2 separate regions of the Homo sapiens genome follow, and region 2 is linked to region 1. A link is an interaction called in ENCODE POLR2A ChIA-PET data of the cell type or tissue named here. Cell type or tissue: OCI-LY7. All regions are shown on one strand. Each heading gives the region's core, and the rest is flanking DNA. Links, peaks and the distances in the headings are about the cores only.

Region 1 (4,398 bases), core at 309-4,308:
GCCCCAGCTACGCAGGAGGCTGAGGTAGGAGAATTGCTTGAACCGGGAGGCAGAGGTTGCAGTAAGCCGAGACTGCGCCACTGCGCCACCGCACTCCAGCCTGGGCAACAGAGCGATTAAAAAAAAAAAAACCTCCAGTTCCTGGATCAGTCTTGGTGACAGCAGATGTTCTGTTACTCTGTTCTGAGTAACAGAACAAAGGGACAAAAATTCTTAAATAGCTTCTTTAGGACTATAAAAAAAAGTCCTAATTGAACTGGTAATCAGAACCTGCATGATCAGGCCTCAACTTACCTATCTAGCCTTTTCTCTCATTCCCTCTGTTTCGTTTCCTTTATGGGATGATTACACTGCTTTACTAGCTGATTAGCATTACTGCCTTAACAATATGCCCTTTACTTTCTTATCTCAGTGACTCTATGTGCTTCCAGAATCCCCACCTCTTTTCAAACCTAGTTTTCAACAAAGATGCAAAAATGAAGCCTTCCTGTTCTTTCCAACCCATAATTTCCCCCTTCCTTTGATCAAATCCAACATTACATTTTTAAACTCTTATGTATTATATTCTGCCTGTACAATGGCTATGTATGAATTTATTTTAATTACCTTAATATATTGTCAGTTTTAAAAAAGCAAATAGAGTTGATCCTCTTTATTTATGGACTCCATATACGCAAATTTGCCTACTCACTAAAATGTAACCTCAAAATCTGTATTCACGGTGCTTTCATGTTCATGAACATTAGCAGAGGAGCAAAAAACGTGAGTTGTCCAGAGCACACATTCCCATCCGAGGTCAAACAAGCTGACACTTTGCCTTCTTGTTTCAGTTCTCAAACCATAAACAAGGGTCCTTTCTATAATCTATTTGGTGCAACGTATTTCACACTTTTATGCTTTACACGTTGGCAATTTCGCTGTTTAAAATGGCCCTGAGCATAGTGTTCAAGTGCTATGTAGTGCTCCTAAACACAGGAAGATTGTGATATGCCTTACAGGAAAAAAATGCGTGTGAGATAAGCCCTGTTCAGACATCAGTTATAGTGCTGTTGGCAGTGAGTTCAATGTTAATAAATCAGCAATTTTTTTATATATTAAAAAAGATGTCTTTAAATAAAAACACACATAAAAAACAAAGTGACGTACTGACTGGCTAAAGAAAATGTCACCAGAGGCTCAAAGGAACCTACCCCTGTGTTTTCCCCTAGGAGCAATGGTTCTGCTTAAGGCGACTTTATAAAACATAGCTACCTCATATAACCAGAACTGACTACACTATATCTTATGCAGTTTTCTTTCCCTCTCGGTGCCTAACAACGAATGTCTAACATAAGATGGCTTGTGAAAAACTGACAAATGAATATGTAAGTGAACTCCATGATATCTTGGGAACAGAGAAGGGAGAGGTGGAAAGGAAGAAAGGGGAGCTGAGACCAAGATATGAACAAGGGAACTAAAATAAACACCCTCTACTCAACAAACACACAAAGCCAGCTCTTTTGGGGGCATGACTAGAAAGACTTATTAATTTACTATATCCTCTGAAATTAACTCAATGACCCCTTGCCAAGACTTAAAAAGTTAAGATAACTTGGCACAAGATTTCTGTGTCCCATAGAAAGATTTGAAGAACTAAATGAAATCTAAAGTTAAAAAACATACTTCAAAAACATGAAAACTTCTCCTACCCATGCTGAGTGTAAACTATGGATTTGGGAGCCATCACGAATTTCATTTCTATAGATGTACCAATTCTTTTATATAGACAATTTTCACTTTTCTGGCAGGTTGTTAATTGAAACTTGTACATACTGGAACCCTCTCCTTTTTTTGCACAATCTATTACCACAGAAGAACTGTACAAAGCCAAGACTGCTTTTTCTCATACTTCACACTCTCTTCCACAATACAGCCATATTTGTTTGGTTATTGGTTTTTAATACACATAACTCTAATGGGCCAGGCATTGTCCTAAGCCACGGACAATTCATTTAATCTTCCTAACAACTCTATGAGGCAGCTACTATTACTATCCCCATTTTACAGATGAGAAAACTGAGGCACAAAGAGGTTAAGTATCTCACTAGAGGTCACACAACCATTAACTGTCAAAACATGAACCCAGGCAGTCTGATTCCATAGATGAAGGTCCAGAGACCATGTTATTAATTGCTGTTTATAATCATGATTTCAGCCACTATCACCTTCTACTCTTGTTCTCCCTTCCAATCCACTATCCAACTCAGCACCAAGAGTAAGTTACATGGCCCTGAGCATAGTGGTGTCATTAAGCGGTGTCATTTTGCTCCCTTATCAAAATTCCTCATCAGCTGCTTATGACCCTTAGAATAAACCCAAACTCCACACAGTGGCTTACAAACCTCTGAAGCTACTCCTCTTCTTCCATGTTCTTGCCACACTGCACTGCCACTTTCTCACCAGCTCTTTCTTTATCCAGGACCTTGCTTATTCTAAAATATCCTCTCCTGGAACACTTTCTTTCACTTTCTTCACTCTACTTTTCAGTCTTAAAGTAGGTGCCACATCCTCAGAAAGGCCTCCTCTGGCCACTCTATCTAAAATAATCCCACTCATCATTCTTAACTGCAGCCTCTTTTCTTCGTAACACAGAATGTATAATTATTTTGTTTACTTGCTCTTTTTATTTACCTCTACCAAAACTTGTTTACAGGTATATTTTCAAGTACCTACAAGAGTTGCAAATGATCAATAAATACTCATTATATTAAAAAGCCAGGTTATCCTGTGGCTTCCTGTTACTTCTGGTTATAACACTTTATTCCCCTTGGGATATAAGTATCTGACATGAGATGCATACCTATAATTTGAGTCTTCTTTATCAGCGATTATGTAAGCATTAAGAATATACTGGAAGCTGTAATCCCAGCACTTTGGGAGGCTGAGGCAGGAGGACTGCTTGAGCCCGGGAGTTTAAGACCATGCTGGGCAACATGGAGAGACCCTGCCTCTACAAAGTATAAAAAAATTACCCAGGCATGGTGGCCCACACCTGTGGTCTCAGCTACATGGGAGGTTGAGGTCAAGGCCGCAGTGGGCTAGATTGTGCCACTGCACTACAGCGTGGATGGCAGAGTGAGACCCTGTCCAAAGAAGGCAGGAAAGGAAGGATGGAATATATGTAAATACACACACACACACACACACACACACACATACTGTAACTCATTAACTAAAAGATGTTTATCATCATGTATTCTAAAAACTCATACTTGAGAAATGCAATCGGTCTAAAAGAAATGTCAATTATGTGTTGTTATTTTCAAATTACTCCTTATAATATCTGAAGAAGGCTACAAAGATACTACTTACATTAAATTCAAAATCAGTGTTGTCTTGCCAGCAAATTTCTCAAGCTCTTTTACTTTTTTTTTTTTTGAGACGGAGTCTCACTCTGTCCCCAGGCTGGAGCACAGTGGCGTGATCTTGGCTCACTGCAACCTCCACCTCCCAGGTTCAAGCGATTCTCCTGCCTCAGCCTCCCGAGTAGCTGGGACTACAGGCACGTGCCACCATGCCCTGCTAACTTTTGTGTTTTTAGTAGAGACGGGGTTTCACCATGTTGGCCAGGATGGTCTCAATCTCTTGACCTCGTGATCCACCAGCCTTGGCCTCCCAAAGTACTGGGATTATAGGCACCCTGTAATCCCAGCCATCGCACAAGCCACCGTGCCCAGCCAAGATCTTTTACTCTTAATGTTCAAATTAAGAACTTAACATTTGTCCTACTTAAAATTACGTAATTTTTCAGCTTTATATACATTTTTTCTTAATTGCTGGAAAAATGCCACTTTTAACAAATGGCCAATTTAATCCAATTTAAGTCAAGGTTTTTTTGTTTTTTTTTTTTTTTTGAGATGGAGTCTTGCTCTGTTGCCCAGGGGCTGGAGTGCAGTGGCACGATCTCGGCTCACTGCAACCTCTGCTTCCCAGGTTCAAGTAATTCTCTTGCCTCAGTCTCCCAAATAGCTGGGATTGCAGGCACCTGCCACCACGCCCAGCTAATTTTTGTATTTTTAGTAAAGTCTGGGTTTTGCCACGTTGGCCAGGCTGGTCTCAAACTCCTGACCTCAAGTGATCCACCTGCCTCGGCCTCCCAAAATGCTGGGATTACAGGCGTGAGCCACAGCATCCAGCCTAAGTCAAGGATTTCATATTTCAAATGAATTATATATTTACTCTGTGAGTAAAGCCAGCCTAAGTACATGCTTAATACGTACATCTTAATTTTATCTATAAATTCTCAATACTTTTTTCTACAAATTTTGCAAACGTGGATAGTTTACACTTCTATTTGCAAAATAAAGTGCCAGCATTTAATTAGAATAGTGCTGCCATAATTGAGACTCTTAAATTACT
Region 2 (4,398 bases), core at 203-4,202, 430 kb after region 1:
AGTGACTTTTATCTGGAACACATAATCAAAGCAATGTTAAAAGGCTTCTTATTGTACCATTGTTTTTGATTGCAAGGAGTTGGAAAAAACTTAAAGGTCTATCATTGGAATTATGGTGAGACACGATGAAATGACTCCAAATCATCATGTAGATTTCTGTTAATGTAAAAATAAGTTCACATCATTTTATTGAATAAAAAATGGTCGAGAATAACATGCATAGCTATGATCTCTGAAACATAGTAGGTATTTGTTCAATAAACTAATAACCAGATTTTTATAGCTGTCCCTATCAGCAAAAAGAGGTGTGTGGAATGATGCCCCCAAAACATTAACAATGAGGGGTAGTGGAACATCAAGTGTAAAAAAGGCATTTGAAAATATGTTTTAAAAATAACTTGACATTCTTATAGCAAATGTAATTTATGTACATACCCAGAAAATACAAGCTATTTTCATTATTAAACAACAGTATTCTGAGTAAGAACACCTTCTATTTGTCAAAAGGGAGGCTAGAAACTTCTCTTCTCTGGGATCTGATCTTCTTCAGTATGTGAAAGAATTAAGAAAAACGACTCCCAGGCAAGCAGTAGAGTCTCTTTGTACAAGGCCTGGAGGGCTGATTCTGTTAACCAACCCCCTCCATCCCCCTGGAGAAATCTGAGCGATTCTGCATCTCTCCTCCTGGGAGGTGGTTTGCTCCCCTCTCCTGAAAGTAGGGGATTCTCACATTTATTACCACTGTGGCTTCTCTTCCCCTTCACTTATCCATCTCACCCGGGTGGGTTTCTTGTTTTATTCGGCACCCAGTAGAGCCCTGCTGAGCTGTGGGCCTCTCTTTCCCACCAATCCTCATCCAATTAATTGATAAAAAATTAATAATTTAACTTTAGAGATGGGAATTATACACCATTCTCCAAGATCCCTCTTCACCAGACCTCCTCGAGTCACCTCAAACAGACAAGCACCTGAAGCGACAGGAAGGAACATTTTCCATATTTTAAGTGGATTTTACCACTTGAGCATCCTTGATTGGAGGGCAGGAGAAAGAACGGGAGGCACAGAGCAAAATCGGTCCCTCTAGAAATCAGGAGGTTAAAAGGAAATTGGTAGGAAAAAAATCACATTTGTTCCCTCTGTGCTTTTGGATATATTTGGGACTTTTGCCAACCTACTTACTTATTTTAACCCTGAACTGCATATACGTGACACAACTCCATTGATTTTGCATTCATTTAAAAGCATGTGCTCTGAAATTCAGACAGTCTTCACTAGTGGTGGGACCTTTGGCTTCAGTGTTTTTGTCTGTAAAATAGAACAACCTACCTTCTAGTCTTGTGACCGTCGGTGATATAAAACACTTATAGCACTTAGCATGGCAACTGACATAACACAAGGGCTTGAAAGTTTTAGATGTAATGATGACTATTGTTTCTGCAAGTCAGTGTTAGTGATTATTTCAACAGAGGCTTAGCTGAAATTTATCATGGTGCTGGGAGGGTAAGTGTCTTCATAAACTACTGTTCATTTAGGAAGGAAGTTTTCTTTGAAAAAGTTGCTCTTTAAGAATGATATAATTTGGGAGGCCAAGGTGGGCAGATCACCTGAGGTCAGGAGTTCGAGACCAGCCACGGCTAACATGGTGAAATCCTGTTTCTACTAAGAATACAAAAAATTAGCTGGACATGGTGACACATGCCTGTAATCCCAGCTACTCAGGAGGCTGAGGCAGGAGAATCACTTGAACCCAGGAGGCAGAGGTTGCAGTGAGCTGAGATTGTGCCATTGCACTCCAGCTTGGCCAACAAAAGCAAAACTCCTTCTAAAAAAAAAAAAAAAGAATGATATAACATGATTATAATGGTTAAATGACTCATTTCAAGTCCCATCTGGTGTCTTAGACACACCGCTGATAAGCAACTGACATAGACACGACACTATTCTTAGTAGGTTATACAAGTACACCCTCTGTTAAATGTCCTGTCAACTATAATCTGAGTTACAAGGTTTTAATACTACTTCATTAAATATGCTGTCTAAATTGGATGTTTACTTAAACAAAGGTACCTTTACTTATTTTGAACAAATTGGGGATGTGTTAGTGTACAATAGAATTGGCAGTTTAGATTGTATTAAGATGATACAGTGACTTGAAGCAAACTCTTTCGGGTTTTTTTCATATAAATTTCATGGTATGAAGAGCCATGAAGTTCTTTGTAAGTGTCTTACATCTCCTTTGTGCTACAGTAAACCCATAGAGGTTAATAATTGCTAGCTCATCTTTTTATCACACATGCAGCATTCATAGCCTGGTGTTTAGTGCAGAGGCTCAATATATGTTGAATAAATGATGTCCAAGAGTTTGTGTGAACAGTAATTTGTAGGGCTGGTTAAAGGGAAGATGATCTTAAACATGAGCATTTCATGTCAGCCTGTTTTTAATCTCCCACAAAGCATATAAAACCCACGTGCTCACTCTGTGTTTTGTATTTCTTTTGTGTCTCTTCTGATGACACCTAGGATGGTAGATATTTGGTGAATACTTACTGAATTGGACCAAATTAAATACAGGGAGCAAAAGTAAAATAGGCTGCTACAGATCTTAAACTGCGAAAGCAATTACTCTGATTTCAGCTCCTCAGTAGATCTTTTGTGGGCTTTCCAGTGCATGGGAACAAAAGTTATCATCCATGGGAAACTGGTCATATCCAGAACAGAGTCTCATCTCCTCAACTGTTTGCACAAATAATTGTGATTTATTAAAGAAAGTCAACTGTTAATGCACAGTTTGAATTTTGTAGCCAACTGCCATATTTTCTCAGACCTTGCTTTCAGCTGGGGAAGGACCCTGGAGCACAGTTACCTGGGTGAGTGTATTTACCCAGCTCCTCCTCAAATGGAGACAGAAGAGCTTTGGGGAAGCATTTGCTTCCCTTCCAAACTGAGCTTCCTCTGTCTATGAAGCAGAGTGAAGCTATAATTTCAGTTTCATAGTCAGAGTCTCATGACAATTACTCTAGCATTGGAAAGATATCAACTTTTCCTCCCACCTCCAGGTGATAATGCTGGCTTGTCTAGATATCTCAAGTTTTCATAGCTAGGAAGATTGATGCTGGGGAACTGATAGGAGAAGGAGTTGAGGGTGGAGACATGGGAGTTGGTTTGTTGAGGAGCTGAAAATAATGGTTCATCCTCAGTGATTACAGAGAGGATGACCCTCCAAATCCCACAATAAAAATCATGTCCTGTGTAAAAGGGAGAGGCCATTTCATTCGTGAAAAATATCCATGAATAGACAGGCAATGGGAGAACAGCACTTTGGAGGTCAGGGCTTCTGGATGTTTTTCTCTCTTCATTCTTAGACAGGAGATACTGTGGAATAGTTTGATGTAGAGTGAAGAAGCTACTGAATTGGATAGCAACAGCTGAGTGCATGCAGCCTCACAAGCAGTACAAAGCTCACCAGCCAGTGTAGCTTTCATGACAGCTGCAAAAGCAATGGCTACATAAACTTTCTCGAGAGGAGGGGGAAAACGGAATGTGAGAGACGCTCTTGCAGTAAGAAAAACATAATAAATCCAAGAGCTACATATAGCCTGGGGTTTTTATGACCATAGCCAGGCATGAAGGAATGACTGAACTTAAGTAAAGCTGTTAATTACCTGGGTGAGATCAAAAGCCCAAGTAAGGGAAGATATTTATGATGCACCTTACAGGATATGCTTCAACTTCTTACTTTTTTTATTAATTAGTTTGATTAAATAGATTTAAAGAGGCTGGGCAGAGCCCTTTAAATCATATTCCATATTGATCTAATGAAATAGTCAATAAATTTACCAACATAGCCCCTTTCCTTCGCACAGTCTGGAGGGAAATGCTTTACTGAATGGTTATAACTCAACTCCAAACCTCACTGCTATTCCCACAGTGACTCATAGAGAGCAAGAGGATGCTGGGAAAATCTTTTAGGCCATTTGTGAGAGTGCTTGAATAAGTGGTTTAGCACCTGTTTACAGACTACTCACCACCCTGCACCCTACCTCCACCTCAAGCCCTTTAGTGGACTTTACTTGAGCCAGCCAGGGTTGGGTGCCTTGCAAATTCTATGCATCATTTACCAACTTTACTAACTCATGCAACCATCTGTTATATCCCTGGTTTAGGCTTCAAGACTCCAGTCATATTTCAGAGCCTTTGATTTTTATTCATTTGTCTATTTAGCTTTTTAGGTATTGACAAAATGCAGCTCATAAATACAATAAAATATGTGCAGGTAAATAACAAATCTATAACAAAGAATCTTTAATTTCTCAATAAATCTGGACTAAGTCATGGGAATCTTTCCTAAAGTCACTTTTTTTGTGTCCCTTTTCTCATCTCCTACAACAGTGAAGGGAA

What was found. ChIA-PET counts read pairs that join two places held together with the same protein. Peaks named below come from ENCODE experiments on the same cell type or tissue, not always from the same donor. Only the 100,000 strongest peaks of a DNase experiment are listed, where the experiment ranks them.
Region 2: POLR2A ChIA-PET joins it to region 1 with 9 read pairs; 2 of 35 experiments call an interaction of 5 or more read pairs at or near these places.

The regions. Positions count from the first base shown.
Region 1 is chr5:157,834,246-157,838,643 of GRCh38, forward strand. The region is part of intron 1 of CLINT1 (clathrin interactor 1); the gene reads right to left. Among named protein-coding and RNA genes, the nearest start is that of CLINT1, 23 kb to the right of the region's middle. In OCI-LY7, for the core only: no CTCF peak of the experiment used is centred there; no DNase peak of the experiment used is centred there; H3K4me3 peaks cover 1,084 bases; H3K27ac peaks cover 2,654 bases.
Region 2 is chr5:158,262,575-158,266,972 of GRCh38, forward strand. No RefSeq gene overlaps it. Among named protein-coding and RNA genes, the nearest start is that of LINC02227, 140 kb to the right of the region's middle. In OCI-LY7, for the core only: no CTCF peak of the experiment used is centred there; no DNase peak of the experiment used is centred there.